Linked DNA regions of Mus musculus: all the other regions are linked to region 1. The links are chromatin loops, found by intact Hi-C in ENCODE. Cell type or tissue: heart. All regions are shown on one strand. Links, peaks and the distances in the headings refer to the core of each region. The heading gives the core; the rest is flanking DNA.

Evidence for each region. A loop is a pair of places that touch in the nucleus more often than their neighbours do. Peaks named below come from ENCODE experiments on the same cell type or tissue, not always from the same donor. Only the 100,000 strongest peaks of a DNase experiment are listed, where the experiment ranks them.
Region 2: it touches region 1 in a loop (4-fold over the local background); 3 of 42 quality-filtered maps call a loop at or near these places.
Region 3: it touches region 1 in a loop (1.8-fold over the local background); 4 of 42 quality-filtered maps call a loop at or near these places.

Annotation. Positions count from the first base shown.
Region 1 is chr10:94,572,042-94,582,021 of GRCm38, reverse strand. It overlaps Tmcc3 (transmembrane and coiled coil domains 3), which reads right to left. Exons shown (of 4, transcript NM_172051.3): 2 at 2,683-3,599. Among named protein-coding and RNA genes, the nearest start is that of Mir7211, 9.2 kb to the left of the region's middle. In heart, for the core only: a CTCF peak has its summit at 5,762; DNase peaks (open chromatin) are centred at 2,961, 5,801, 6,791 and 7,071; H3K27ac peaks cover 1,851 bases.
Region 2 is chr10:94,476,680-94,486,659 of GRCm38, reverse strand. It overlaps a transcript of Tmcc3 not described here. Among named protein-coding and RNA genes, the nearest start is that of Tmcc3, 33 kb to the left of the region's middle. In heart, for the core only: CTCF peaks have their summits at 4,307 (motif pointing right) and 6,072; DNase peaks (open chromatin) are centred at 5,729, 6,159 and 6,819.
Region 3 is chr10:94,424,629-94,434,608 of GRCm38, reverse strand. It overlaps Gm32827 (a long non-coding RNA gene), which reads left to right and starts at 8,148. Exons shown (of 4, transcript XR_871962.3): 1 at 8,148-8,276. It also overlaps a transcript of Tmcc3 not described here. In heart, for the core only: a CTCF peak has its summit at 5,890; DNase peaks (open chromatin) are centred at 1,498 and 8,128; H3K27ac peaks cover 189 bases.

The DNA.
Region 1 (9,980 bases), core at 1,002-9,001:
TTTTGATTTTTCCCACCCATGCTTGACCCAGTACCTGGACTGGCTGTCAATGTAAGAGATAGAGTTTGTCAGGGATGCAGTTGCCTCTAGCTAGGAGACAGCTGTACAGCAAGGACAAGCCAGGACTGGCCACACCTACAGTAGCCTATCCCTTTTTCTACCCAATAGTAATCAGGGGCCCGTGGCCACACACAGCCCACCAAGAAAATAATGAAGTTTGTATGATTAGCTTCTACTCCTGAAGGCAATCCCACTGCCTCGCAGCAAACACCCAGACCTGCTTTTTCAGCTCTTAAGACTATTAAGTGCTAATAAAAAAAAAATCAGCGGTTAAAAGCACTGGCTGCTCTTCCAGAGGACCTGGGTCCAAACCCCAGCACCTACATGGTGGGCTAACACTGTCTGTAACTCCAGTTCTGGGGAATCTGTCGCCCTCTTCTGGTCTCATGGGCATGGCACACACATGGTGCACAGACATCCATTCAGGCAAAAGACTCATACACATAAAATATAAATAAACACATCTTTTTTAAAAAAAAAAAAAAAGATGTTAAGATTAAGCTCATCACAAATTATAGATGGCTTATGGCATATCCAAAAATCCACAACTGACAGACACTTCCTTTCCCACAGCCACCATCAGAGACGAGAATGTGTGTCCCACTTGAAACTCTGTTCTGAGTAACTGAAAGAGATTGCAGTATCTAAGGATAAAGTCTTATCCTGAAATGACTGGCCAGCTATAGATATCGACATAGGTCATCTGACAGGTGAAAAGGCTTAATTCAGATTTACCGATTATCTTCCGCTTCTTGAGTGCCAAACGTTATCATTGTTCTAAGTGAGCCTTTTAACCTGTTAAGGAATGCGTTTGATGGCTCGGTCATGAGGATCACCAAATGCAGGACACATGACTCAGGCCGTCCAAGGCTCACACAAGGGAGTGTTTGTGATCTGGGATAAGACACGCATCCAAAGCATACAGTATCTCAAACGATCTGGATGAAGGTACGGTCAGCACAGTCTCACGCCACCATGACTTGATAAACAGTTCCTCGCAGCCCACAGAATCCACTGAGCAGGACTCAAGTGGGTTCACGGAGATCAGGGAGCCTGCACTGATCTGGCCGGGGTCCTCTGCGTGTGTGTTATGGTTGTGTGGCTTGGTGTTCTTGTGGGGTGCCTAATGGTGGGAGCGGGGCTGTCTCGGAGTCTTTTGCCTACTTGTAGGACCCTTTTCCTCCTATTGGATTGCATCGCCCAGCCTCGATGTGAGAAAATGTGCCTGGTCTTATTGTAGCTGGTGACACTGTGTTTGCTTGGTGTCCCTGGGAGGCCTGCTCGTTTCTGGTGAAGAGGGCTGAACTGGGGTGAGGTAGGTGTGGAGAGACCGAGGGAGGGGAGGGAGGGGAAACTACAGCTGGGATGAAACATATGAGAGAATAATAAATTTTTAAAAATTAAAAAAAAAAGAATAACAGTTCTTGTAAGATGCAAGCAATAGGTAAACACAGTTTCAAGGCTGGTAATATGTCTCCATGGTACAGAGCCTACTCAGGATGAAGCCCTGGGTTCAAATCCTGACATCACACACACACACAAAAAAACCTTTCGTAAAAATAAGAAAGAGCCATGTTCTAAATTATGACATAAAACTTGTACATTGAGTGTAAGTTAAATTTACAATTTAAATGTTATAGTATGCAGTAAACGTTTACAATCCATTTCACAGTCTTTGAAGTTAACCCATTTTGATGGAAATAATTTGGTGGGAGGATAGGAGCAAAATGGGGCAAACAATCTCATATTTGGTCATCTATACTCTTTCTTTAAAAAACTATAAACACATAAATGCCAGGCTACAGAACCTATAATCTCAAGATGGTGATTGAGAGCCACTCATTTATAGTAAAATGCTCTGTGTGTGTGTGTGTGTGTGTGTGTGTGTGTGTGTGTGTGTGTAGCACATGTGGGCATATGGGTGTGTGTAGAGGCCAGAGGTTGATGCCAGGTGTTTTGGGTCTCTCAATGACCCTGACTAGGCTGACTGGTCAGCAAGGTCCAGCCTAGGATCTGCCCAGCAAGGTCCAGCCTAGGATCTGCTTGTCTCTGCTGCCCCAAGTGCTATGGACACAGACCTGTGCTGTCATGTCCAGCATCTGCATGGGTGTCAGGTACCTGGACTGATGGCTTCATTCTTGCATGGCAAGCACTTTATCCACGGAGTCATCCCTCCAGTCCATGTGTGTGTTTTTTAACAAAAGCTTAATTAACAAAATATGTATATTTCAAACTGACATACCACATAAAAGTCTACCTCATTGTCTCATTGTCCAACGAATTAAGTCCACTTGCCTGCTATGATGGAGGGAAATTAGTGTAATGAGGCCATCACAGACGTCTGCTGAATCAATTTCTTACTAGGCATGTGAGTCATGGCTTGGATAACAATATTTTAAGAGACCCAATGCATATAATGTCTTCCTCTAATTGTCAGTTATAAACTGGAAATTATGGAACTTAGGATCATGAAGGATAGAAAGAATTTATCAATCTTTAAATGTCTCTGCATCCACATCTGTATCTATTGCAAACACATGCATTAGCACTTCACTTGTGAGCAGACAGTTTCTGCTTCCTGCTTCTAAAAGGAATCCCAGAGGGAGACTTCTATGTACGTACCTGTATCTCTCCTCTTGCAGAGTCTGAGAGATAAAGCCATATTCTCTCTTAAACTGCACCTTCAGTGCCTCGATGTCTTCCGCCAGCTGGGTTTGGGTAACCTTGATCTCCCTCAGTTCCTCCATGATCTTGGCAATCTTCCCCTGGCTGTCCAGGGTGCTGGTCCCACCAGCCCCAAAGGACTGGTTCCCATTGCTGTCCGCTGAGCCGGATGTGCCACTAGAACATTCGTCATCGCTGCCGTACTTAGGTTTGTTCACGATGGTAGCGCTTCCGCCGTAAGCCCTGGGGCTGGCTTCGGGCCTGAACTCTTCCAGGGAATTCTTCAAGTGAGCAATGTTATCTGCACTGCCAAACTTATTCCGGATCAAGTTGGCAAACTCTCTGGACTTATTGAAGACAAACACGGGGGGCGTGAGGGATACCCCTGGCATGCTAGATTTACTGCTCTCCAGGCAGTGGGGAGCAGTTCGAGATTTCACGTGGGCATCCTTCAGAGAGTGGTGTATTTCCTTCAGGCTGTCTTTAGAGATGTCCTTTGAGCTCCTGGTCACGCCATTCTGTTCGATCTCCCTGAGCTTTCTGTGATACTGCTCCAACTTCTTCTGAAGTTGGGCGATGGAGTGGGCTGACTTCTGGTTTTTCTTCTCAAAGACCTGCTTGATGCGTCCAGCCTGCTGCTTGTCTGCACTGCTGACCAGTTTCAGATACTCTGCAACGTTCCCATCTCGGGACGTCTGCTCGATCTTTATCTGCTCCGTCACCTTTAAGATTTTTTGTCTCAGGCTGTCCGCATTGAGTTTGACCTTGTGGAAATCCAGGATGCCATCGGGGACATCGAAGTTGAGGTTGGTGTCTGATCCCCCTCGGCGTATGTTCAGGGGTAGGCTGAGGGTATTCATGTCATGGCGGTCCACCTGAAAGACAAGGAACCAGATTGACACCTGAAGTCACTGAGACGTTCCATGGGAGGGAACTGTCCATGTACGTGTGGCACATCTGTCAAGCCCTAGATTTTCCAAACAGCTTGTGTCGCAGGATGGACACTCTGTACTATCCCTCCAAGCTGAAGAAGGGGGGACAGCCCAACTGTAGCCTATATCTGAGTAATGCAAAAATCACATCTCCAGCGTATCCAATCTGCTGTCTGTAGGCGGTAACTCTTGATTTCCAGGGGAGAAAATGCAGAATGGAATGAGGAAGCCAGTCAGTTCTGGTTTCCCAAGTGACTTGGGAAACTTTCCGTGACCCTCACTGTGGTGTGCCTCATGATGGCCAAGTCCCCTAATTCAGAACTCAGTCATTTAACAAGACAAGGAGACACATCCATCAAGAAAATTATTTTTCGAATAGATTCATTAAGCAGATGTGACAGAACTGTATGGTGGATGATTAACTTCGATAATTGAATAATACAGTGGTATCTCTATATGAAAATAAATAATTCCTGACTACAAGCACAGTGATTAAAGTAAGTGAACAGAAGATCATCATATAGTCCAAATGTTGCCACCATTTTAATACAGCTCCTTGTGGTGTGCTGACCCCTACCACGAAGTTATTTTGTTGCTACTTGATAACTGTAATTTTGCTACTGTTATGAATCATCATGTTAAGTATCTGGTAGGCATTCCCCAGAGGGGTTGTGACCTACAGGCTGAGAACTGCTGTGATAATACAAAGCCAGCCAGACACCTGCTTTCCCATTCCCAGGTTGTCCTGACAAAAAAAAAACCCTATAAAGTAGCATCTAGCATCCTGGTCAGGGCTAGAAGTTTGGGCTCGAAAAGGGAGGGGCAGACCCAGCCCATGCACCGAGTTTGCTGACGTGTTCATAGAGATTATCGTGTTTGACCCTTATCACCGAGCCAGGCAAGAAACATGCTAAAGACACACATGTAGCAACATGCTAAAGACACACATGTAGCAACTGAGTGCTGTGGAGCTGGGCTTTGAGGCCAAGCCTCCTCTCACCCTCTTATTCTGATACCATCCTCAGAGGATGAAAAATGAGCCATGGTAGAGTCTGAACCCAATTCCAATCATAATATTTAATCTGGAACATCTCAGCTGTCAAGTTAACATGCCCTTGATAAGAATAATGCCATTACTGGACAGGAGACAAGGTAATGGCTGGCAGAAGTTACCTCTTCCCACCTTGTAAAGGACCAAGGATCTGGCAGCAAAAGGTTAGTAAGGGATTAAACAGACAGACCTCACAGTGTTTGAGTGACCCAGACTCGATACAGACCACTTTCAACAAGAGTATGAAGTCTTTGCCACGGTCCTAAACCCTGCCTAGAGCCTTATCAGGAAGAAGGGAGTCCTATAGTAGGCAAAGGTTGACCGGCAAAACCTCTTGCAAAACGTGTGTAAGTTAGTTAGTGTTCTCTCTTACTCCCCTCTTCCCACACACAGTTGCCAAGAAACAGACTCGTTCTTGCTGCTTTATCTAGGTAGAGATCGTCATGAAGGATCATGCAAGTCAGGCTGAAAGGAAATAGACACAGGCCACCGTGAGACTAGACAGCAAGATAAAGGAGGACAGAGGGGCCATGACTGTGCTTGGTCAGGAAGAAGGAGTATCAGGTACAGGGAGGTCTTTAGCTGTCCAAGAGGGTGGTCACAGTGAGCTCACAGAAGCTATGCACCCGTGGCTCACTACTGAACAGGAACAGCAATGGGTCCAAATGAGAACAACTGAAAGAAATACGCCAAACCTAGAAAATGCTAATTTGAGACAGACGGGGTAATTCATGGTGGCTGTACAGCCATAAGGCTGGAAACCGAGTTTTGCTGGAGGTACCAGAGCTGATTGTAACTTTCCAATTCCCGAGGCCTCCCAGGTGAAATCACACTACCCAGCCACAGCGAGACCCCAGCTCACCTTTCAAGCCCCAGCTGCAGTTGAGGGATGCCGCTTAGCCTAAGTGAGCTGGTCGGCATTGAGTGGAGAATGTGAGCACCTTCTGGACTTTCTCACAGTGCTCCCCGCTTGTCTACTTCTTATCCAAATCCTCCAGTGCTTCTGAGAGCTGCTCAAATGCCTCTCACCCCAAGCTTTCCCAGTGCCAGCAGAGGCTGCTGCTTCCTGCGAGCTTTCTTATTGCCCTGGTATCATGTGGCCCCGCCTGCTGACTCTGGCTCTTATTGCTCCTCTGTGAACTTTCACTACCGCTCCTCTCTCTGCAGGACAGGGACATGGGAGAGATGATGTCACAGTTGTACCCAGCCTCGGCCGGCACTTCCTTTATTCACAGAGGGCTGTCCACAATGGATCACCCAAAGTGACATCATTCTGTATTTCGAGGAGTCCACCCTGAAGTCACTCAAGATACTGATGAGCAGAATGAAACAAACAAACAAACAAACAGAGCCTCGTGTTCTGGCTCTGGTAGCCCTGACAATTCTAGACAGAGTTGTTTCCTAGTTCCCAGGCTGTTCCAAATCGACTCCACCGAGAAGGAAGCTGAGTACCCTTGCCTGACAATATACACAAACACAAACAAGGGCTTTCAGTCTTTAAGTGAAGTAGAGCTCACACCCAGGAAAGACCTCAGTCAATAAGTATAAAACATGATGAACAATTACAGTATGAACACGCTGTGTAACTACATTGAGCTTAAGGCAGAGGAGAAGCACCCCCCGGGCCCTGTCAATCACAGCTACATCACTCTTCCCTCCAGGGGAATCCAAACAGTGTCCATTAGTTTGGCCTATTTACACAACATTCTTGTCATTTTTTTTTCATGAGCAACTTGTTGTAGTCCTCTTAGAAGTCAAATATAAGATGAAACACACACACACACACACACACACACACACACACACACACACACCTCACACGTCTCAACTGACATTATTTTGTTTTCGAATTCTCCTGTGTCTGAAGAGAAAGGTTTCATGGTTTACCTGGCAAAACTCATCACGAAGTTACCGCCTGCTCATCTTTCTTCGGGCCTCCCCACCCCTGAGCTGGTCAGCCACCCAGGTAGTCCCAAGGCCGTGAGCAGAGCTCTCTTAAACACTGCAGGTCCCAGGGAGCCTTCTATACAGAGCTGTGTTGGCTCCCAGGAGGCCAACTGACTTTTGCCTTACTTTAAAGCTGTAACAATGCTTGGCATGGCCTCAAGACTGGGGGAAAGGAACCAAGCTTAAAGCTCAGGTCAGTTAGTCTTGCTGCCTGCCAGCAAATCTCTGCTACACACGCTTGAAGAGCGACAGAACTGCTGGGGTGCACATTTTGGACTTTTATATGAAGCCTGATCATTGCACAGATAAGTGAGGGCCAGGTATACATTGCTCAATGCCCGCAGATCCCCTGGGTGTCAACTGAGACAAAGAGTATGTGTGAGAGCCAAGCCCTCTCTGCTTTGTTTATCTTGGAATTGGCGCCCGCCCCTGAATGGCGCAACTTGCTTTCAGAATTAGGCTGTGGGAGGAGGTCAGAGGTCCCTGGAGCACCTGCGCGGTCAGCGTGTATATGGATTGTGTGCATGAGGGACTGTGGGCTTCTTCCAGTGCTGTATTAATTAACTACATGTTTCTGGGTAAACTGAGTCAGGTCGGTAGGATCCTATCACCCAATCTGTAGAACAGGGGGACAGGGAACAGCGAATACTGTATAATTTGAGGAGATACAGGACACTACACATTGTGAAGTTGCTGATGCACAGTCCAGACTGAGGCCTCTGGAGGCAGACTACCCCGCCCTTGTTATCATGATTCCTATAGACTATCCTAGCCTCAGGCTCCTCCTCTGTAAATGGACATAAAGACTTTAAAGAAAGGCTGGGGAGTTGACTTAATGGTAAGAGAGGCTGCTGTTCAAGCATGAGGCCATGAGTTCAAAGCCCCAGCACCCATATAAAAGGTCGAGTATGGCTGTACACACACCTACGACCCCAGTGACACCGCGAGTGTGGAAACAAGAGGATTGCTGGGGCTCACTGGATTCTAGCCTTGCTAAGAATTCCCAAGGGAATTAGGAGAGGAATAAATGAACAGGACACCCAAGGTTCTCCTCTGGTGTATAAACAGACACACACAGACACACACACACATACACCACACAGACACGGACACACACAGATACACACACACAGATATAGATACATCCATACACAGGCACACAGACATACATAGACACATATACATATAGACACACAGAGATACAGATACACAGACACAGACAGACACAGATATAGACATACACAGACACAGGTACACAGACATACACACATACACACACAGACACTGATACACACAAAGACACACAGACACAGGCACAGACAGACAGACACATATACTCACAGACACATACACAGACACACACAGATACACACACACAGATATAGATACATCCATACACAGGCACACAGACATACATAGACACATATACATATAGACACACAGAGATACAGATACACAGACACAGACAGACACAGATATAGACATACACAGACACAGGTACACAGACATACACACAGACACACATACACACACAGACACTGATACACACAAAGACACACAGACACAGGCACAGACAGACAGACACATAGACACACAGATACACACATACACACATACACACACAGACACATACACAGACACACACAGATACACACACAGAGACATATAGAGATATAGATACATACTACACAGGCACACAGACATACATAGACACACAGACATATATACATATAGACATACACATACAGATACAGACACACAGACACACACAGATACACACAGATATAGACATATACAGACACACAGATACTGACACACACCAAGACACATAGACACAGGCACATACAGACAGACACATAGACACACAGACACACACGCACACTCGTGAGATTCTCCACTGTAAAGAGAAAATGGATAACAAACAAACAGCTCCAGAACCCTGGCATGCAGAATGGCTTCAATTGGTGTTTCCTGTCATCGTCCTAATTTCACTTAAAAACATATCTTTATGTAAAATGTGAAAGGGAAACAAGCACCATTGTCCTAACAACGGCTATTTTTGCATCACAGGGTCATAAGGGTTCGTTCTTATTATGCCTCTGCTGTATTATCCCACTTAGAAAAATACAGCCAATGCAATATTGTCTTGGCAGGAAGAGTTGTTGTTTTTAAAAATGATGGCTGACATTTCCAGTCCACCCACAACGACCTGGTTGTTATTACTTAGATAAAAGGCAGACCCCCAGCGTCCTAGCGGAATACCACTGCTAATTGTGTTTTCTTCCGGCAGCAGAGACGTTTCCACTGTCACCTCAGTGTTCTAGAACAAAGGCTGAGGAAAAGGCTAAGCGCTGGACAGACGTCAAAACCCTACCCTGAGTTATCTCTGCATCCAATCCGGACTCCTGCACGGTGTCCCAAGGTAACTCATATCCACCCTGAAGTCTGGCACAGTGTGGTCCTTCCCTGTGAGCTCAGAGCACACCCCTTAGGCTCGCTGATACACATTTACCACCCCTCCCCCCCTTCCTACAGGAAGAGAACAAGATGTTCAAGGACACTCTGAAAACCTGGGCGACAGAACGGAAAGGAGAGGGGGCTCCTGCAGACCCTCTATGATTGGCATGTCACTTGCTCATCAGAGGAGCATGTACCAGTGCCAAGATGGCAGAGCCACAATTGGAAGGCCATCGATTGTGGTTCTGCTGTCATGGACGCGGTCACAGCCGTGCTGGCCTCACAGATGTATGTTTTCTTGAGAGTAGATTGTTAGAGGTGCGGCCATGCTACCTTCTTGGCCCCTTCTGCACATGAGAGTCCCCCTTCTGCTCCTCCACCGTATTCTGGTACTCACTGGTGGTGGGGCTCACCATCAGGATGCTGGTGCTGTGCCATTTGGACCCTTGATCTCTCCTTTATCAAAGGCCAAATACATCTCTTTGTAAGTTAGTCTATCAGCATTCCCTTATAGCAAGGGATAATGGGCTAAGATGTCCCTCAGGCATGTGGCGTGAGGCTTAGAACCTGCTGAGATCCAGAGAGTGCAGAACAAGAGATAGTTAACTGTTTGCTTAGTCTCAAGGCCAGACACAATAGACCTCTGCTCACAGAAAGGTAGCCTGTATTCGGACATACAAGGAAAGGGGCAGGTCCTCCCCACGGGCAGCCACCCACTTCCACTTACGGGTATTTCAGGGCCACGTAAAGGTGTAGATTCACATGCAGGCCACACGAGGCAGCATGGCCAGAACCCAAGAGTCTAGGGGAGGAGTGGGGATGGGGGTAGGGCTTGTGGCTAGAGATAATGGGAGGGGCTTGTGGCCAGG
Region 2 (9,980 bases), core at 1,211-9,210, 96 kb after region 1:
ATCTGAGGATCAAGTCTTCCTGGGTGGAAGCCATCACAGAAGAAGAGGAGCTGAGGAGACCACACCGACAGGCTTAATGTCCTTGTGTGAGACCCAGTCATTCCCGTTCATTTGTTGTGGGAGTTTGCAGTGAGGTGGGCTACTAACTCTCCTCTCCTGCTCAGGCTGCTTCTAGCTTCTGCAAACAGAAGAATTCCAATCTCACTTTATGAATGCAGGGCACTCATACCACACATCCAGCCAGCCAGACTGCATTTCAGTGGCTCTTAGCATTTCCAGCATTTCACAGTGTAGCAGGGCTGTTGATCTAAAAGCCTTCAGACAAGGCTCAAGAGGCACAGGGGAGGGTAAGGTAGGTGGCGGGAGCTGATCTGCTTCTGAAGTTCCTGCTAATTTAGAAGGACATTTAAAGCTGAAGCATAATTTCTAAGAGGCTTACAGCTCAGCATGGTGCAGTGGAAGAGGAAATGAGCTAGGACTTAAAACCCTAAGGCCCCATCATTTGGTTTCAGCACAATCTCTCATACTTCCAATGATGAAATGGGAGGCCTATGAGGTTGAGTCAATTGCCCAAGACCATGGAAGCAAGAGTCCATCTTTAGACTCATTCAAGGATGTAATCCAGGCTCTGTGCTGCTTGCTCTAAGAAGGTATTGTTCCCCCCACAGTATTTCAAGCCCCAAACCCACATCAGTATCTTAAAATGCTTGTTGGCCAAGACACTCATTGGAATACTAACCACACACCCACCCATCTAAGAATTGATAACACTTACACATATGGGCAAACCAGCGGTTTGATAAAAGCTGGACCAATAACCTGGTCCATCATCAATACATCTTTCAAAAAGCAAGGTATGATAGTGAATTAAAACAAAACAAAACACACCCAACACCAACACCAAACCCCAGATTCCGTGTTGTTGGTTTAGTCAATAACAGACTGACGAGTTTCCTTTTTTGTTGTTGAGGTATGATCTTACTTTATTTGACCAGACTGGCCTTCAACTCAAAATTTTCCTACCTCTCCATCCTGACTGCTCGGATTATAAGTGTGTATCATCTTGCCCCAGCTAGACTGATGAATTCTTCAAACCATTTGAGAAAAACGCATAATTTTAGAATCAGGAAGCTGAACTATGATCTTCTGCTGGGAATACAGTAGATGATGGGGGTAGAATTCCTCTTCTTTTTATCTAGTGAAAATAGATTCTTTTTCTTTTTTTTTTTCTAAAAAGTCCCAAAGGGAGATACAGAATAACTTAGCTTCTAACTGCCCCCAGGGCATCAGGGACCATAGCAGGAACATGAAGGCACATAAGAACTTCCTTCAAAGGCTCTGGAAATTTTTAGAAAAGTCATATTCTGGAAGAACCTGAGAAGTTTGGATCTGGCCAGAAAACCCTAATCCAGTCTGTAACAGATACACTGGACTGAGATGCATTCAAGGCCAGAAAATCATTAGCATTAATGTGGGATATCCTGTGAAAACATTCAGGGAAAAGTCATTAGCTGAAAAGTTATTTGTGGTCATTGTTTTTAATGTGTTTTTTCCTTAGCAAACTCAAGGAATTCAAGCCCTATACAAAATGTACTCGGTGTCTAATTAAGAGGACACAAATTGGCACTGAGGTCATTGGGACCCACTGTAAGAGGAAAATCCCAAAGAGAGAAAAAACTGTTTAATCTAACACCTCACTAGAAAGACCAAGGGCGCTGATGTCCTTTTCTTTCCTGTTTGCAGTGCGTTTGGTGTGTATAGTTTTAATTGCAAAGGGACAAAGTTCTAAGAAGCCCTTGAAAGACCCCTTCCCAGTTGCCCTTTCTCTCACAAAGCACACACATTGTCCTCCAAAGCCAAGACCATACCCTATCATGACCTTGGCTGCTGTCAAGGTTGGTCATGGTCAGAATCTCCATGGGGGATGGACATTATCTTCAGGTCCCATTTCCAGATGGTTCTCAACAAGCCAAGGTCCCAAACCTGTCCCATCCACCGCTGGGTCCCATGTTTGTCATCAACAAAAGTCCTTTCTATTCTGATATTCAAGTGATATTCTATCACTTCTATTCTTTATTTTCTTATTGTAACTGAAGCCAGGCCTTTGCTGAAGCCACCACTTCATCTGCTCCTTCTGTGCCCTGTCCTCAGGTGGCCTCGTGCTCCTCGTTGTCAACAGCTTTCCAGATCTCTCACACCCACTGACTCCGAAGCTCTGTGGTCATCAAGCAAGACCACTGGCTACTTAGTCTTCCTTGTTGCATTTTCCAGAGACCCCACACACTCACACACCTAGACACACACTCACCTAGACACACACTCACCTACACTCACACACTCTCTCTCACACACACTCTCCCAGACACACACTCACCTATACACATCTACACGCATACTCACCTATACACACACTAACCTATACACACACTCACCCACACACACTCACCTCCATACACTCTTGCTCAGCTACACACCTAACATTCTATCTTTGTCCTTTGATGATATTAGCACCTGACTCTCTGTTACCTTGGTAGCATACCTCGTATCTTAAAACACTTGGTTGTTAAAAAGCAGAGAGTGAAGCCTCCCAATGTCCCAGCTTCTAAGTTGCTTGACTACCCTCTTATTCTTGCCTTGTTTTCTGACCTAACTCAGCTTCCTCCACAATCACACTACGTCATTACCCCAAACCACACTGTATTCATCATAAATTTCAAGCCTCTGGCCATGGCTTTCCAGATTTCTACCTTTTCGTCCTTAGTTTCTTCCTAATCCAGGCATCTTAATTAGTATTTCTATTGCTTTGATAAGAACACCATGACTGAACAAGCAAGTTGGGGAGGAAGGGGTTTTCTCACACTTCCAGATCATAGTCCATCACTAGAGGAAGTCAGGACAGGAACTCTAGCAGGACTGGAACCTGAAGGCAGGAGCTGATACAGAGGCCATGGAGGGGTGCTGCTTACTGGCCTGCTTCACATGGCTTTCTTAGCCTGCTTACTTATAGACCACCAGCCCAGGGATGGCACCACCCATTTGGGCCCTCCCTCATTGATCACTAGTTGAGAAAACGCCTCATAGCTGGATCTCATGGAAGTATTTCCTCAGTTGGGGCTCCTTCCTCTCTGACAACTCTAGCTTGTGTCAAGTTGACACACAACACCAGCCTGTACATCAGGCAAGGCTGGAACACATGAAGCTTATAGTAATGATGCTGGTAATCGTCTTTGCACTATTACCAATATCCTCTGCTTCTTAGGCAGTTTATCATCATTCATTTATAAAGGACCTTCAGCTTCCTGCCTCCCTTCCTTCCCCAGTGTGTGCCAGTAGGATCTTCTAGATTAAGCCTGTTTACCCAACTCTCAGCTCACTCTGAGTTGCATCCATTCAGCTTAGCACTCTAGGGAAAACACATACACCCATGCAGCTCCTTTTAAATTCAGGACCAGAAGCCAGGAGTGCCAACCGCAATCATGCCACATCTCAGGGTTCCTCAGTCTCCCACCCTCCTGTGTGGCTAATTCCTATTTGTGCTAGTTAGCTTTGTATGGCTATAGCAGTGCTGAGATAATGAGCCCATGAAGAAGAAAGGCTGACTCTGACTCATGGTCTCAGCTCACAAACAAATGGTTGCACAGCTTTGTACCTGGGCAGCACAGGGCATCGTGGCAGGAATATGTGGTACAGAAGCTTATAACCTCATGACTAACATGTTAAAGAGAGAGAGAGAGAGAGAGAGAGAGAGAGAGAGAGAGAGAGAGATCCCACAATGCCCTTTGAGGGCACACTCCTAGTCATCTAACTTCCTCCCACAAAGTCTCATTCCATAAAGGTTCAGCCACCCCTCATCAGCACCATGGACTGGGGGGTCTTTGGGAAATATCTAAGGTCCAGAAAGTACACAAACTATTTTCTCTTCAAATGTTCAATACTAATTTCTATTAATCTCTACCCTTGACTCATGATTGTTTCCCCCTACTTTTCTGAAAACAATAATTGAAACACTCGGAGACATTGGGTGAGTATCCAGCACATATGCGTATCTTCCTGTGTTGCTGTTTTCCCTCCTGGTCCATGGACACGGTGTGATGCTGACCTTTCTCCTTTCCTCTCATGCCGCCCGGTCCAGATCCTCTTCCTTGCTCAAGGACACCACACCAGCGGTTCTTCCCCTGCTTTCCTGCATCATGGTATTTTATTCTGTCTGGGAACCATTTCCAACAGCATGCAAACATGCTGCGATCTTCCTCACTTGTGGAGGTTTAAATGAGAAATGTGCCCCATAGGCTGGCCGATCGAACTCATGATGTCCAGTAGGTGGTGCTGTTCAGGAACATTATGGAACCTTAAGGAGGTGGACCTTGCTGGAGGAAGTGTGTCGCTAAGGTTTATAGCCTTGCCCCCACTTCCTGTTCTCTCTCTCTAGTTCCTGCCTGTGGATGAAAATGTGATCCACCTGTTCCTGCTGCCATTCTATTGCCACTCTAGTAGAACTATATGCCCAAATAAACCCTTTCTTCCCTCAAGGGATGTCAATCAGGGTATCTTATCACAGCAACAGAAAAAATAACCTTTCTCTAAAATCCCTCCTATTATAGAGTATGGTGGTGCACACTTTTTAGTCTCAACACTCAGAAAGCAGAGGCAGGCAAATCTCTGTGAGTTCAAGGCCAGCCTGGTCTACAAAGCCAGTGTTCCAGGATAGCCAGGGTTGTTACACAGAGAAAGCTTGTTTAGAAAAACCTAAACTAAATAAGATAAAATAAAATCCTTCCAATCATACCTTTGAGTAGCTCCCCTCTCACTTAGGAATAGTCAAAGCCCCAAGTCAGAGTGAACCTACTATGTGATTGAACCTACTATGTGATCCTTTGTGCTCTGGGCACACTGATGTCTACTTTTTTCCTGGAGCTTCAGTTGGACATTGATTCTCCTGGCACAAGGCCTGTATGGTCTGGAATGGTCTCATTCACACATGTGAATGGTTCATCTCCTGCCAAAGTACCTTACTAAAACCTCCCCTTTGGTTGGAGGCTTTTTAAGCTCCTTAGGTAAGACTGAAAACCCACCCCGATACTGCCCTAATTCCCTGCTTACCTTTACTTCTTAGCACTTACCACGGTCTAACTGAATTATACTCGGGGATTTGTTGACTGTATTGGCTTAGCAGCTTTACCAGAACAGGAGTTTTTATTGTTAGTGATACTGGTGTTTTCTTTTTCAAGAGAAGACATACACAGTCAAGTCTGGTCTTAAATTCTTTCTGTAGCCAAGGATGGCCTCAAACTCCTGGTCCTCCTGCCTCCCACTTCCCAAGTGCTAGGATTATAGCTGTGTATCACTATGGTCATTGGAAAGAGCTTCATTTCTAGCACTGTAGTGAGTTGCACATAGTAGGTGTTTGATAAATGTCAGCTGAGTGAATGATAAAAAGACACAAGGCTATGTCATCTGCAGTTTTCACAGGATGCATGCTTATGGCCTCTGCATTAGAGTCTCTGAATCAAGCCCATGGGGCCTTCATTTTTACCGTGTTCTGCTATAAATAATGTCTTTTGCTTTCCAAGTCTAGTTTGACTTCAGAACATTGAGAGTCAAGAACCTGGGTACTGTTAGCAATTCCCCTGGTATCCTTCCTGCCTTTCATCCTGGCTTACACTATGTTTGGTTTGGAAGAAGGCCTGCGTGTCTGCCACAGGGAGATCTTCAGGAGAGATTTCAGAATGAGGACTTGGCACCAGAGAGAATGAGTCAGAGTTTGAACAGGAGCCCACACAGACTAAAGGAGAGAATGGGAGTCACGCGGGAGGGAAGGCTTAGGCATCTCCCGTGAGCGTACAACAAGACAATATGGCTTTCTAGACCAGAAGGACATTTTGGCCCAAAGCAGGTTCGAGAGATCAAAGAAGTGGCATTCCACGAGAGGATAAAGATGTTAGCTAAGATACAAAGGAAAAACAAAACAAAGCCACAACAAGATAGAGATTCCAAAACAACAGAAGGCCATGAACTCTGGAGGTAGAGGAACCTCCCTGTGGCTTCCTGTTGTCTCAAGTGGTAGGACTCCACAGTGCCTCCTTCCTGTCTCTGAGCTCTTCCAGTGCCCAGAGCCTAGCTCCATGTAAGACGCATGCGCATGCTCAGCAATTGCCCCTTTGATGAATGAGTGGGTAAGGTAGAAAGAAGGAAAGACCCCGGTCAAGCTGCCTCTATATTCAAACAGGAACGCAGGATTTGCTCGCTTAACCCCTGTTTCGTCCACCCCAAAATGTTATCCTATTCATTGCTGGCCCTCACTGTCCAGTGGAACCAGGGAAGCCAGCGTTTGCTACATCAGCATCCCCCTCGACCCCACCCAACCCCGCTCCCCCACTCCCGTGCTTCCAAGTCTTCCTTTTCATTTAAAAACTTTGCCTTTTGTCAGAGAAGCAAGAGCCAAGAGCTTCCTTCCCCACTTATCACTGCAGACTGATGGCTTTTTGTTTTTAACAGGAGGAGGATTCCCCCTCTGTGTGTGTGCTCACCCCTCCATTCACGGGTCTGTCTCCTCTTTAGGTGGTCTTTGCCGTCTCAAGAATCCGAAAAGACTGGAATCTAAAAAGAGTCATTCTCCTTGCAAAGGACTCTGGTTCATGCCAAGAGTGACGGGAGCATTTCCCTGGTCATTCTCACGTGTTTCTGTCACGTGAAAAGTTGCTGGTAAATCGCACAGGCAAGCCTCCGATAACCTGGCGTTTGTTTATGAGACCTTTCCCACAAGACTCCCAGCCAAGATTCTGGGCAACAATAAATCCATTTTAAGGCGATTCCTGGAAAGAAGATTCCAGCTCCTTATGGACTGTGTAACCGCTGACCTATCTGGAAGGCCAGCAAGGATAGGGAGGAGGAGGAGGACTTCCTTGCGTGGAAGGGCCAGGAAGACCGTCACTTCTGGGGCTACCGAACAAGCAATGGGGGACGGGGGAGGCGTGTTAAGGCTAAAAATTATTTGCTGGAGCAGCAGAAGTAACACTGGGAAGCCACCCCCCAGCATTTATGATCCCCATGGAGTTGGGGGCCACTGTGTTTGGCTCACTGTGTCCCAGCACCTCAGTGAGTAAGCAGCTCGGGGCCGATGGTCAGTAAACATTCACACAGTGGACGATGAGTGGGCTAGGAAGACAGGGCACCCAAGACGCCCTTCAAATAAAGAAGAGGGTTTTAACTCACCTATACAGTAAACCTCCCTTTATATATGTAGAAACTGAGGCTCTGAGAGGGTTGGAAAGAACAGCTTGGTATAAGGAAGCCTTGAAAGAAGAAAGCTTTTTTTTTTTTTTAAACCAATGGAAAAAAGCACTCTTGGATTACTAGAATTAAAAACTGCTTACAAATGGCAGTGTAAGATCTCTTCTTATACAAAGTGTTCCAAAAAAGAAATCTATCAAGGCTGTGGAGCCGATTTTTCTTTTAGCCAAAAGAAGAAACAAGAAATAGTAATTTTTAAAAAGTCTTTCTCAGAGAATAGCTGTGCCTACTGATCAGATTTTATATAATTGGGAGTCACAGTTTCCGGTTTGATCATTGATTCATGACAATGGACTAGCGTGCAGTGGCATTTCCATGTGACACTACACATTTTGGAACATCTTCAGGTGGCTTCCAGACAACCTCTTTGAAAGGACACACACACACACACACACACACACACACACACACAGAGCCAAGGCTTCTGGAAAGATGACATGGGTGTGGCTATACAATAAAGTAAAAAGTTCTGTGTTTTCCTGGCATCATCACTCTTGCTGGTGTTAGATAATAGTAAGAAATGAGCTCTTAAGGGAACGCTTTTTATTCAAATCTATAAGGAATGGAGTAACCTAAGGTATGGCGTGTGAGGAGTTCTCACTTGGGCGTTATGTCTGTCATAGTAATCCGCAGCAGAACAGAGAAAAGGTCACGACCTCAAGTTCATTCGTATTTCTGTACGCAGTATTAGCTCATTACTTTCTAATTAGTTCATTATTTTTACTGCTGGGGAGTGCCTCACTGCTGGAAAGCACCATGTTTTATTTTACCCATTCCCCCGCTGATGTCCATTTTGGGTTATTTGTTTAGGGAAATGGGGGATAAGGCTCTAGAAATAACACTGTGCATGTTTTGGGGGGCAGTAAATTCACATGTTTCTCATGGACACCAGCATATCTACTTAGAACTGAGCATCTGGGATCCACAAATCCAAAAATCCACCATTTTCTAATACCAACATTACTTCCCAGATGGAACTTCCACACCTGACCTTGTGTGATATGTCAGTCAATACTGAAAATACCAGGCTCTTATATGTAAGATACCAATTAGATACAAATTAATTTCATGCTTAAACTTGGGTCTCATCCCAAAGGTATTTCAATAAGTATACAAAAGTATTCCAAAATCCTTTTTTAAAAAATCCAATAAAGAAGACTCCATATTGATGGGTAGGGATATATTTATTTTAACTTCAGTGGAAAGAATGAGTTTTCCAAAATGGCTGCACCAATTTAAATTCCCACAGACAATGTGTGAGAATTTCAACTGGCCCAGAGGCCTAGAATGAACTTTAAATTATTGCCCAATATGCACAAGCTAAACTGTAATGCACTTGGCACATCTGTGGTATAACAGGAACTTTACTTGTTTGCTTGTTTGTTTTAATTCTTTTGAGATTGGGTCTCACCATGTAACCTGAGGTCGTCAAGAGCTTGTGATTGTCCTGCCTCTGCTTCCTGCGAACGAACTAGAATTATAAGAGTGTGCCACAAGACCAATCTTCTTATGCTCACTTCAAAAAGAAAAAAATTAGTCTGTGTGTAGGGGTGATGCGTGCCGTGACAGGCCTGTGGAGGTCAGGGGACAACTGTGGGAATCCGTTCACTCCTTCTACCAGGTAAGGTCTGGGGATCAACCCGGGTCATCAGGCTTGGCTGCAAACGCCTCTACTCGCTGAGGTATCCCGTGGGCCATGTGTTCACTTGTTATTTTAGCAGATTATTCTAGGTTTCAACCTCATGCACTGACTTTCATAATACAAGAAGAAGCTTACACACTTGATTTGAGTGGTTGATTCTTGGCAGAAATCCCAATCATTATCTGGTTTTTATTCTGAGACTGTTGGCATAGAAAAATACCAAAACAGCCTCAATGCCCTTTCAAGTCAAATTACTCATCTCGAAAATGAACCTCTAAGCTGGGACACTCCTCCGTACACCCCAGAGTCAGCAACATACACATATGGACCCTTGTATCTCAGATCTAAGTTAAAAGACGATGCCACTCATTATTGATACTTCTGATGCTCAATGGACCGGGACTCACCATCTCCATCATGCACCCTGAGGAAGCTATATCAGCATGTTTATTTTATAAAAAAGCGAGATGGGTTTTTTTTTAAATAAAGATTTGCAAAGTCTATGTTGATCAGGAACCCGTGTGTGAACACTGAGTGTCCTGTTCTCCAATTGGTTCCCGATCGACCAATAAAGATGCCAGTGGCAATGGCTGGGTGGAAGAGGTGGGACTTCCGGGTTTCCACAGGTAGGCTAGAAGACACAGGAGGAGAGAGAATTCGCCATGCTTTGGAGGGAGAAAGAGTCAGCTATGTGAGATTTCAGATGGAGCAGTCAATGGCCGCTTCCCCAGGCAGGAGATTAGAAATGAAACTAAGCTGAGGACAGATGTAGGGTGTTGAGCAAGGAGAAGGTAACTGGGCAACTAAGCTAAGGGCAGATTAGAATGTTAAGCAAGGAGTCGAGGAAAAAGCATGCTAGAGGCTTAGAAGAGCCCAGGTTCAAAATAAGCTGTGTGTGTGTGTGTGTGTGTATGTGTGTGTGTGTGTGTGTGTGTGTGTGTGTGTGTGCGTGTGTGTGTGTGTGCGCGCGCGTGCGTGAGAGAGAGAGTGGGGTGGTGGTGGTGGTGGTGTGTGTGTGGGGGGGTGTCTTTCATCCAAGGATCCAAGG
Region 3 (9,980 bases), core at 1,122-9,121, 150 kb after region 1:
TGCTCACAGTCAGATGACTCGTGTAGTCTTCCCTCTGTGGAGGATTCATTGAACAGGGTTTTTTTCCCTCAATATACACACAAAAAAAGACAAGTTTTAAAATTATAATTTAGGTTGTCCCAGAAAAAGAAGGGAAATATTTGAGAGGATTACAATAGTGTGTGTGTGTGTGTGTGTGTGTGTGTGTGTGTGTGTGTGTGTGTGTGTTGTCTGTTTAGGTGTGTCTCCTCTGAGAGATGAATCACGTGCTCTGTTTGTACCTTTCATGCCTTTGCTTACTTGCCTGCAATGACTTCGCCCAGAAAAGAGCCAGCCTGGAGATCTCTAGGCAACCCACCTGAGAAGAAGTCCCGGTTAACCTCACCAACCACCTCATTTGCAGGGGCACAGTCGTGGTGAAGGCTCTTGCTCACATGGAAGCCTTTTCTGCAGTTCTGGAAAGTTCTGATCCCTTCTTATCTCGAAGGACTAATCTGCTTCTTATCGCTAAGCTTTGGTAAACTGCATCTCACTGGGGGTCCCTGTGGGGATTCCGAGCTGTCATGCAGCCTTTATCTTTCCACCTACCCAGCAGCAGAGAGGAGAGCTCTAAATGTGACAGAATTACGAACCAAGAGTAAAGGATTCCCAAGGGCTGAATCCCTGTCTCCGAAGCACTAAGAACATCCTACACAAAATGTAAAACACAAATCTCAGGCTTTCCTGAAATTTCTCTCTCTCTCCACCTCTCTCTCTCTCTCTCTCTCTCTCTCTCTCTCTCTCTCTCTCTCTCTCTCTCTCTTTCTCCACCTCTCTCTCTCTCTCTCTCCCTCCCTCCCTCCCTCTCTTACTCTCTCCCCCCCCCCCCTCTCTCCGCTGAGAACAGGAAAATGATAGGTAAGTATCTAGCAACTGCTGCCAGATCTGGCCATCAGAGAAAATCAAATGGGAAAAGAAAATGAAAAGCAAAGCATAAAATACAGCTAAGGAAGGGAACACACACAGAGACACACAAACACACACACACAAACACACACAAACAAACACACACATGCACACACAAACACACATATGCACACTCATATGCATGCAAACACATACATACACACATGCACACACATATACACATATGTGCACACACATAAGCACACATGCACACACAAACACACATACATGCCCACCCACACACATACATACACAGGTACATACATATGCACACATGCACACATACACACATGCACACCCAAACATACATGCATGCACACACATCCATACACAGGTACATACATATATACACATACACAAACACACATACATGCACACATACATACACATATGCACATACAAACACACATGTGGGGGTGATGAGGAAAGAACAGGTTGCCACCCTTCCTGAGTCTTCTGAAACAGACATGTGATTGCTTTGGGGGCAGTTCTAGACAACACAGGAATTCCTGGAAGTTCAACTAAGGAGAGAACAATCCCATTTCCCCCCACGCCCCCAGAGTCATCCAACACTGGCTCTATTTCTAGGCATGCGTGTACACAGAGGCTCACAGATTATGCTGCTGACCCGTGGCAGCAACAGTTGTTCAGCTGACCAGAGCTCTAGTTTGTTTTCCCAGGTCTGATTTCTTTTCCAGCCACCCTGGAAAAGAATAACCGGATGATCGACACAAAAGCCTTTTCTATTGGGCTGGGCCAAGTGGTCCAGATCCCCCCCCCACCCCCACCCCCCATCAGCTTCTTTCATGTGCATCCTTCTTTCTGCCTTTCTGACGCCACAGCAAGTGAACAGCTCTCCTGAGCAGCCCTCGGACCCAGGAGACCTAGGTCTGCCACACGGGAGCAATGTTAGTCGCCTCAGTGCTCAGAGTGCCGTCAAGGCCAGGGACAGTGCTGTGAGTGAGGTGGGTCCTGGATACACACACACACACACACACACACACTGAGAGAGAGAGAGAGAGAGAGAGAGAGAGAGAGAGAGAGAGAGAGAGAGAGAGAGAGAGATACACACACCAGACTTCAGAATTCGTCATTTGAAAAAGGCAATAATATATATAATATTGCTGAGGCCTACCACACTGACATTTCTTCCACAACAGCGCGTATGATTATTCTCACCAAGGTCTAAATAAGGCCTGGAAGCCATCATGCACCCCCTCTGGTCAGACCCTGCAAGTCCTTTAACTCAGAGCAGGTTGGAACCTACCAAAGTGAAGAAGAAACGTGGGTTTTCAAGAGCTTTTGGGTTTTAGAACTGCAGAAAAGTGAACTGTAGGTTTGTAACAATGGCCATCTCACAAACATGCTGTTCCGGGCATGGTTCCACGTTTCCAGTAGACCATCCTCGGTCTACAGTGTACATCCTCGGCCTGACATATCATATACTGTATAATATATTTAACGTGAGAAATCTCAATCCTCAAGACAATCCCACAATGCATCACGGTTGTCCCATAGAGTGTCCAGTGAGCACACGGAGAAGAGACAACAGAACATAAAACCGGTTACTGACTAAGTGAAATGTAAACATACACGGGCTACACAGAGCCGGGAGGGTGGATACAGCTGGACACACATCTGCTAAGGTGGCCCGGGCACTTCCTCTAGACCTGCCTGTCTCTGTGGTCCTTTCCAGCATTGCTTCTGCACAGCCTCAGAGTTTGCAGATAGAACACTAAGGTGTAGACTCCTTCCCAGGGACCCAGAGGCAGGAGAGGGACAGGTTCAGACCAAAATCATGGCTACAACAATCCCCTGGGGAGTTGGGACCAGGAACTGCAACCACTCTCTTTCAAGGTCCCTCCTTGGTCTGTAAAATGTGAATGTGGTCCGGGTGGGATTACAGAATAGCCACACAGAGCCTACATGTTTAAACACACCAGGAGGCCTAATTTGTAGGAGTTTTCTCTTTACATAAAACATGCTATACATGCGGACAGTGGTCTGCTGAGACACTCTGCAGCTGACATACAATGGAGTGTGACAAGAGTCATTTGGATACATGTATGTAATATATGTTTTTTCTCTTCTATAGTAAGGACCCAGATTTCTATTTGATAACTGGTATTCCTGTTAGCTGCTGTAGCTCTGCAGTATACACACATGAGCTTGCTCAGTGGGCGTGCATGCACACACACACACACACCCGTATGTATACACTCACATACATCCATACACACACATTAATCTCATTTATTTTTACATTACTTATTGGTTACCATTTGGATTATTAATACAAGCTGATGTGGCAAATAAAAAAATTAACTGGTGCTTACTTGGGCCAGGCCCTTAGTAAACAGATAGTAGTCAAGGCAGACACGATTCACATCCTTCGAGCACACACAGTTGCAGTAGAGAGCAAAATCAAAACAGCAAGTGTTACTAACCAAGGACCAGGAGGGTAGCAGAGAGAGAACTGTGCACTGGGCTTCAACCAATTAGTGATCGGAACCGAAGTGGAACGAAAATTAATTTTACATGAGCTGCTTGAGTTTAATCCCAGTAAATTTGTATCATAAAACTGAACTATCGAGAAGGATTGCCAATATAACCATTAAAGAGAGGAACAGGGTCTCCATGTACATAGCCAGTCACTGACACATTGAACACGCCCACCCAGGCTCACGATTGTGATTAGCAGAAGATTAGCCCAATCTGCATACACATTATAAGTGTCTGATTAAATTGCTCAAGAGTGGAAAAACTAATAGGAGAGACTGTTTTATGTTTTTTTTTTTTTGCGTTTTTTTTTTTTCAGAATACAATCCCACCAATCCCTTGCCCCCGCTGCTCAGAGTCAAGGTTATCCAGTGAGAGCTGCACTTAGCTGAAAGTGGTTTGTAGAAGAGTGGTGGAGTGCATTTGAATGTCAAGAGCGGAAAGAGGAAAGAGCAGTGCTAAGGGGATTTTCGCAGCAGTAAACAGGGCAAGTACTCAGCCGGCTGGTGGGAATATGGAGGACCCCTGAGGGTGGGGTTCACTAACCTTCATTCCTTCTTTTCTCATTAACATCATCCCGATTTTATTCAGGATGCTAATATGCCTTGTTCAATATACTCTTCTCGGCCCCCTTGAAGTTGCCGATGGCCATGTACGATGGTTCTGGTGAAGGAAAAAAATAAACCCGAGTAAACATCTGTTTTGTTATTTCCTAATAAAAGAAGATACAGTTGATGAGGAAAGCTCTTCCCACCCCTTTCAACATAGACCCAATGGCTGGGACTTAAGCCACCTGGTATTACCATGACAACGGAAACCAGAGTGTTGAGTGGCTCTGATGAGGATCTGAACTAGCCTATCTCCAGATCTGCCATCACGTTAGAGAAATACACCCCTGCTTGTTTCAGTCACTGTTCTTGGACTTTTCTGTGGTTTGCAACCAAACGTTCCCAACAGAGCATCCAGGACAGAAGGTTATACTTGAGAGTCTGAACCTTAGGCAACGTCACCATAGAGACTGAGCATCCTCCACAATTAGCAATGTGTGTGGGTACCAGGAAGCAACCAGTCTGTTGCACCATGAAATGTGGACCAGCATGGGATGCCAAAGCAGGATGGCCGCCGAGGCTGCCGGTTGTTCTGGGGCACACACACTCCACCTTCTCTTCCACCAGCTGAATCCTGAGTTTGTTCCCACACGGCACACACGTGTCCTTCTCCAGCCTTACATACAAGAACTCCCCATTTCAGACACCTTGGCAAAGACCAGTGAAAGATGGGTAAGTTGATCTAGAACCTGCCCACTGTGGAGACAGCTCAGCTGTTTCTAGCTCCACCCAAGAGGCAGGAGATTGCCGTATGGAACACAGACAGGCATGTGATCGGCTGCCTTTAGATCATGTTCAATTATGTTATCAGCACCTTCTGGCTCTTTGGTCCCCAGTTAAGCCTTCCCTTGGAGATATATATATATATATATATATATATATATATATATATATATATCCACACACATACATGTATGTGTATATACATACATACATATATATATGTATATACATACATTTGTGTATACATACACACACTTGTTGTGTATTGTTATAAGGTGGATATACATGTTCATGTGAGTTGTCCCAGTTATGGTTACTATTGCTACGTTGAGATACCATGACATAGCATATATTGCTATGTATACTATGTATGATCAAAAGCAACTTGGGGATTTATTTTGCTTACATGCCATAGTCCATTGAGGGAAGTCACAGCAGGAACTCAAACTAGGCAGGAACCTGGAGGCAGAACCTGGCAGAGGCCATGGAGGAGTAGTGGTTACTAGCTTGCTCTTCATGGCTTGCTCAGCCTGCTTTCTTATGGAACCCAGGACCACTAGCCCAAGGGTGGCCCAAACCATCCTACAGCCCAATCTTATAAAGGCAGTGTTTTGTTTTGTTTTGTTTTGTTTTGTTTTGTTTTGTTTTATTAAGGTTCCCTCCTCTCAGATGACTATAGCTTCTGCTAAGTTGACATAAAATTAACCAGTGCATAGGTATATAAGTGTATGTGTGACTGTATGTGCACATGTGTATTGTGCATGTGTGTAGAGGTCAATGTCATATAATTTCTTCAATTACTCTCCGTGTTTGCCTATTTCTTTTAAAAGACTGTGTGCGTGTGTACACATATGTGCATCTGTGCCTGTGTGTGTGTGTGTGTGTGTGTGTGTGTGTGTGTGTGTGTGTGTGCCTGAAAGAAGATGATAGAAGGTATCTAGGAGCTGGAGTTACAGGTGGTTATGAGCTGTGGGCACTGGGAAATGAAGCCAACTCCTCTGTCAGAGCAGCAGGCTCTCCTAAGCACTGAGCTGGCTCTCCGGCTCCTCACCTTTATTTTTGAGACAGGATTTTTCACCAAACCTGACGCTTATGAATTTGGCCGGGCCAGCTGGCCAATGATCTTCAGGGATCTGCCTGCCCCCATCTGGTGCCAGCATGGGCATTGCAGGCTTTTTTTTTTTTTTTTTTTTTTTTTAAATAGGACAAACTGAATAAGAGTCCCCATATTACAGTTTGGATCTCTGAGAGCAGGGTACATTTAGAAACTATAAATGGTTCATGAAGGTCTAATATAAAATTACATAGAAGGGCAGGGGAGCATTTTGTAGATCATATATCAAAGCGTGTGTGAGACTTTCTTTCCAACGGCCATGAGGAGCCACCGAGGGAGTACAAACGAGCGGCTGCCATAAACCAGATCTTTTATTTAGAGACATCACAGGGCTACACTCTGGGAAAGCACACTACAAGGTGGCGCAGGGCCAGTACCACTGGTAAGAAACCAGGCAGCCCTGAGTTAGAGTCACGGCAGAAGGCATATTTGAGTCTTTAGCAAAAGGGTTTAATGACAGATTGGATCTAAGGGGTAAGGAGCAAGGAATTATAGTAATTCCCAGATCTGATGGGTGGTTCGCTGTGCTGCCCATCGGAAGCAGAAATGCAAGAGGGTCGGGAGGGCTGAGAGACATGTGACCTTGTGCACCATGGGACAGTTTCTGGGGGTGATCACCAGGCAATGGGTCAGGCAGCGGATCAGAGCGGTTAACTATTCTGAAAGCACTGAGGCCAGCCAATGGAAAGGCACAAAGTAAAAAAGATGCCAGAGCGGAACCTCCGGGGAAACCCAGGAGTCAGGAATGGTCTCCTTCCTCCATGAAGGAGAAAATGACGTGGCTGGAGAAGCAGGAAGCAAGCCACAGAGGGGGCGCTATCACGGGTTAGTAAGAAAAGTCTCCCACAGGTGGGTCTTTATCAAAGACCCTCGGCAAGTGGTGTTATAACGGACAGACCGACGGACAGGGTCTGGAAACCAGCAGGGAGGGCCCAGCTGGAGAAAGGAAGTCCCTTGAAGGGGACTTCCTCATCTCCTGGTCTCTTCCTCATGCTCCAGTCCCTGTCTGAGATGAGTTCAAAGCCCTCTCTACTCACATTGTCACTGCACCGTTAGCCCCAAATCAACAGATCCAAGTCCTATGGACCCGGGCACCAAAACAAACTTGGGCTGTTTATGTCAGAGATTTAGTAATAAGCATATAACAGTAAGTAACACAAGTTGGGTAGGAGAGCATGGTGGGAAGTGCAGCCAGGACCACTCTAAAGGACTGAACGCTGACATCCTCGATGTCACAGAGCTCTGCTCATGGTTAGGACCTTAAGAAGGACAGAGGCCACCTTTGGGCTTGAACTCTTGAAAGGCAGAGGTGAGTCCGACCTGTGAGAGTTACAGCATGCCACTTGTCCCCATATTACAGTTCAGATCTCACACCAGAAAGTCTTCACCTCCAGCCTGTGAGAGGCGCGGCTTTGTAGGAAATGTTTGCATCCGAGCTTCTCCTCTTTGTTGCTCCTGGCCACCAAGTGGTGAGCATCTTTACACCTGTCATGCTCCCAACCTGATCTTCCTCGGCTCCAGAGGCCCCCAAATCATAGACCCAAATGACCACATAGCGAAGGTTCTAAAGCTATGAGCGTGGTTCAGCTTCTCCTCGACCGATTTCATCGGTCATTGTGTTGGAGCAGCAGACAGCGGAGTACCACGCCCTGCCTTGTGGATTGGGAAGTGGAACTGAGAGGCTGGGAAGGCTTCCACGCTGGCGACCGATTCTTTAATGCCACGGCTGCGTCTACTCGGTGTGTCTTACTTAGAAATATAAATTCCCAAAATATATCCAGCAGGGGGGCGAGAGCTACAAAAGGCTGGATTACCTGACAGGATGAAGAATGTGCTAAATGAAGATACAACAGGAGGCTGTGGGAGCTCAGGAGAAGGGGAGATTAATTTCGGCTGGGTGGAAAAGCGTCTTTTCCAGAAGGCAGGTGGCATCTGAGCTGGCACTTTAAGGACTGGGCTGCTTTCATAGAGAAGGAAAAGAGTGCTCTCTAGCTGAAGAAAGGGAGCCAGCAAACACACACACACACACACACACACACACACACACACACACACACACACACACACACACACACACACAAAGTAAAGGGAGCCCCAGAGAAATGGAAGCAGTCTGGCTTCTGTCCCTATTCAGCGGGTTAACTCTTGTGTGTCCCCACCTCTCTAGAGTCAGGAAGCCGCCTTGCCCTGCAGCTGCCCCACCACGGCCCCTCCCACTCTGTGCGGAAACTGTTGATTGGCCTGCATCTCTCACCAGACATTTGCAATTGTGTTTCTCTGTACTTCCTGTGCCTGGCACAAAGCCTGGGTCCGCCAAGAGCTCAAAGCTGTTTCTCCCAGCTCTGGCAGAGAGTCTGGGGTAAGGGGAGGAGCCCAGGAGACCCGGGAGGAAGCCGCCTTTCCATTAGGTAGGGTGGGGTCTGTGGTGGGGTAGATGCTGATAGTTCGGCTTAGAGTGATGACTCACAGGCGTGAGAAGAGTAGAACTTTTTAAAGAGTTAAACTGACATATGCATAATATAAAGTTTAACAATTTAGGCTCTGGGGAGATGGCTCAGTGGTTAAGTAAGAGGACTGGATGCTTGCTTTCCCAGAGGGCTCCAGGTTCAGTTCCCAGCACCAACATGGCAGCTCTCAGCCTTCAGTAACTCCAGTTCCAGGGGATCCAACACCCTCTTCTCTTCCTCACATAGCAGGCATATGGTGCACAAATATCTGTGCAAGCAAAATACCCATACGCAAAAATTAGATTAAATTTAAAAAAAAACTAAAGTTTACATTTTAGCCATTTTTAAGCGTACACTTCAGACGTACATTCATGTTGTTGCACCGCGGTTAGCATCATGTATCTCAAGCTTATTCTTCAACCCAAACAAACAAGCTCCACCTCCCCCAAACCACACCCATCTCCCTTTCAGGGCCATGGCAACCACCATTTTATTTCTGTTTCTACCACTGTTATGATTCCAGGTACTTTATACAGTAGGATCATATGACATTTGTTCTCTTGAGAATAATATGTACTTTAACGTGCTTTAAACTAATCAACACACTACTAAATTATCTCCGCAGCTGTTGATGGGAGCAAGCATGTATGAGTTGCATGGTGAGCCTATATCGGATGCTGGATGGGACAGAATTGTCAGATTGGAATAAATTTTGGTTTCCTTCTGCTATCCCTGCCTAGGACAGAAGAGGGGCTCAGGTGTAGAGTAGCTTCACGGTAGAAATAGGAGGCTACACTTGCTTTGTCAATGTGAGCAAACCTTTTGTTCCCATTATAGGACTAATTTTTATTGAACACCTACTGTGTGCTGAGTCCCTTCCGCAGACCTGTTCTTTTCATCATCCCAACAGCTCTGTGTAGAGGAGACACTAATAGTTCCCTATTTATGGCTGGTGCAGAGAGGTTAAGGTTAAGCAGCCTTCTTGCACTCACACAGAGAGCAGGTCATTTGTCTGTTACAGGAACTCACAGACCACTGGGGGCACAAAGTACATAAAGAGAAGGCAGGTGGAGACCCTAGAGGGTAAGCTAAAATCCAGGAATTTTCCTGGAGAAAACAGTGCCTGTGACATTTTTGTTTTGAAGGCATTACTACTGTGCAACAAAATGCACAGATGTTAAACAAGCTAGCAACTACGTGCACCTGTGTCCTACCTCTAAAATCAAGATCAGGGATCTTGAGAGATGGCCCAGCTTTTAAGAACACTGGTTCTTCTTCCAGGGGACCCAGGTTCTATTCTCTGCACCCACATGGCAACTCACAGCCATCTGTAGCTCCAGTCCCAGATGCCTTCTTCTGACCTCTAGGGCCACTAGAGGTCATATGTGGTACACAGATTTCCACACAAGCAAAATATCCATATGCACAAAAACAAAAACAAAAAACAACAACAACAAAAAAAACCACAACTGGAAAATTTCCTTGTGCCCCTTTCTTATTGATCGCTTGCCTTCCCTCAATTTCTGGGTTTTAACATCTGTGGTGGCTTGAATATGCTTGGCCCATGGGAAGTGGCACTATTCGGAGATGTAGCCTTGTTAAAGGAAGTGTGTCACTGTGATGGTGGGACTTTGAGGACACACACACAAACACACACATACACAC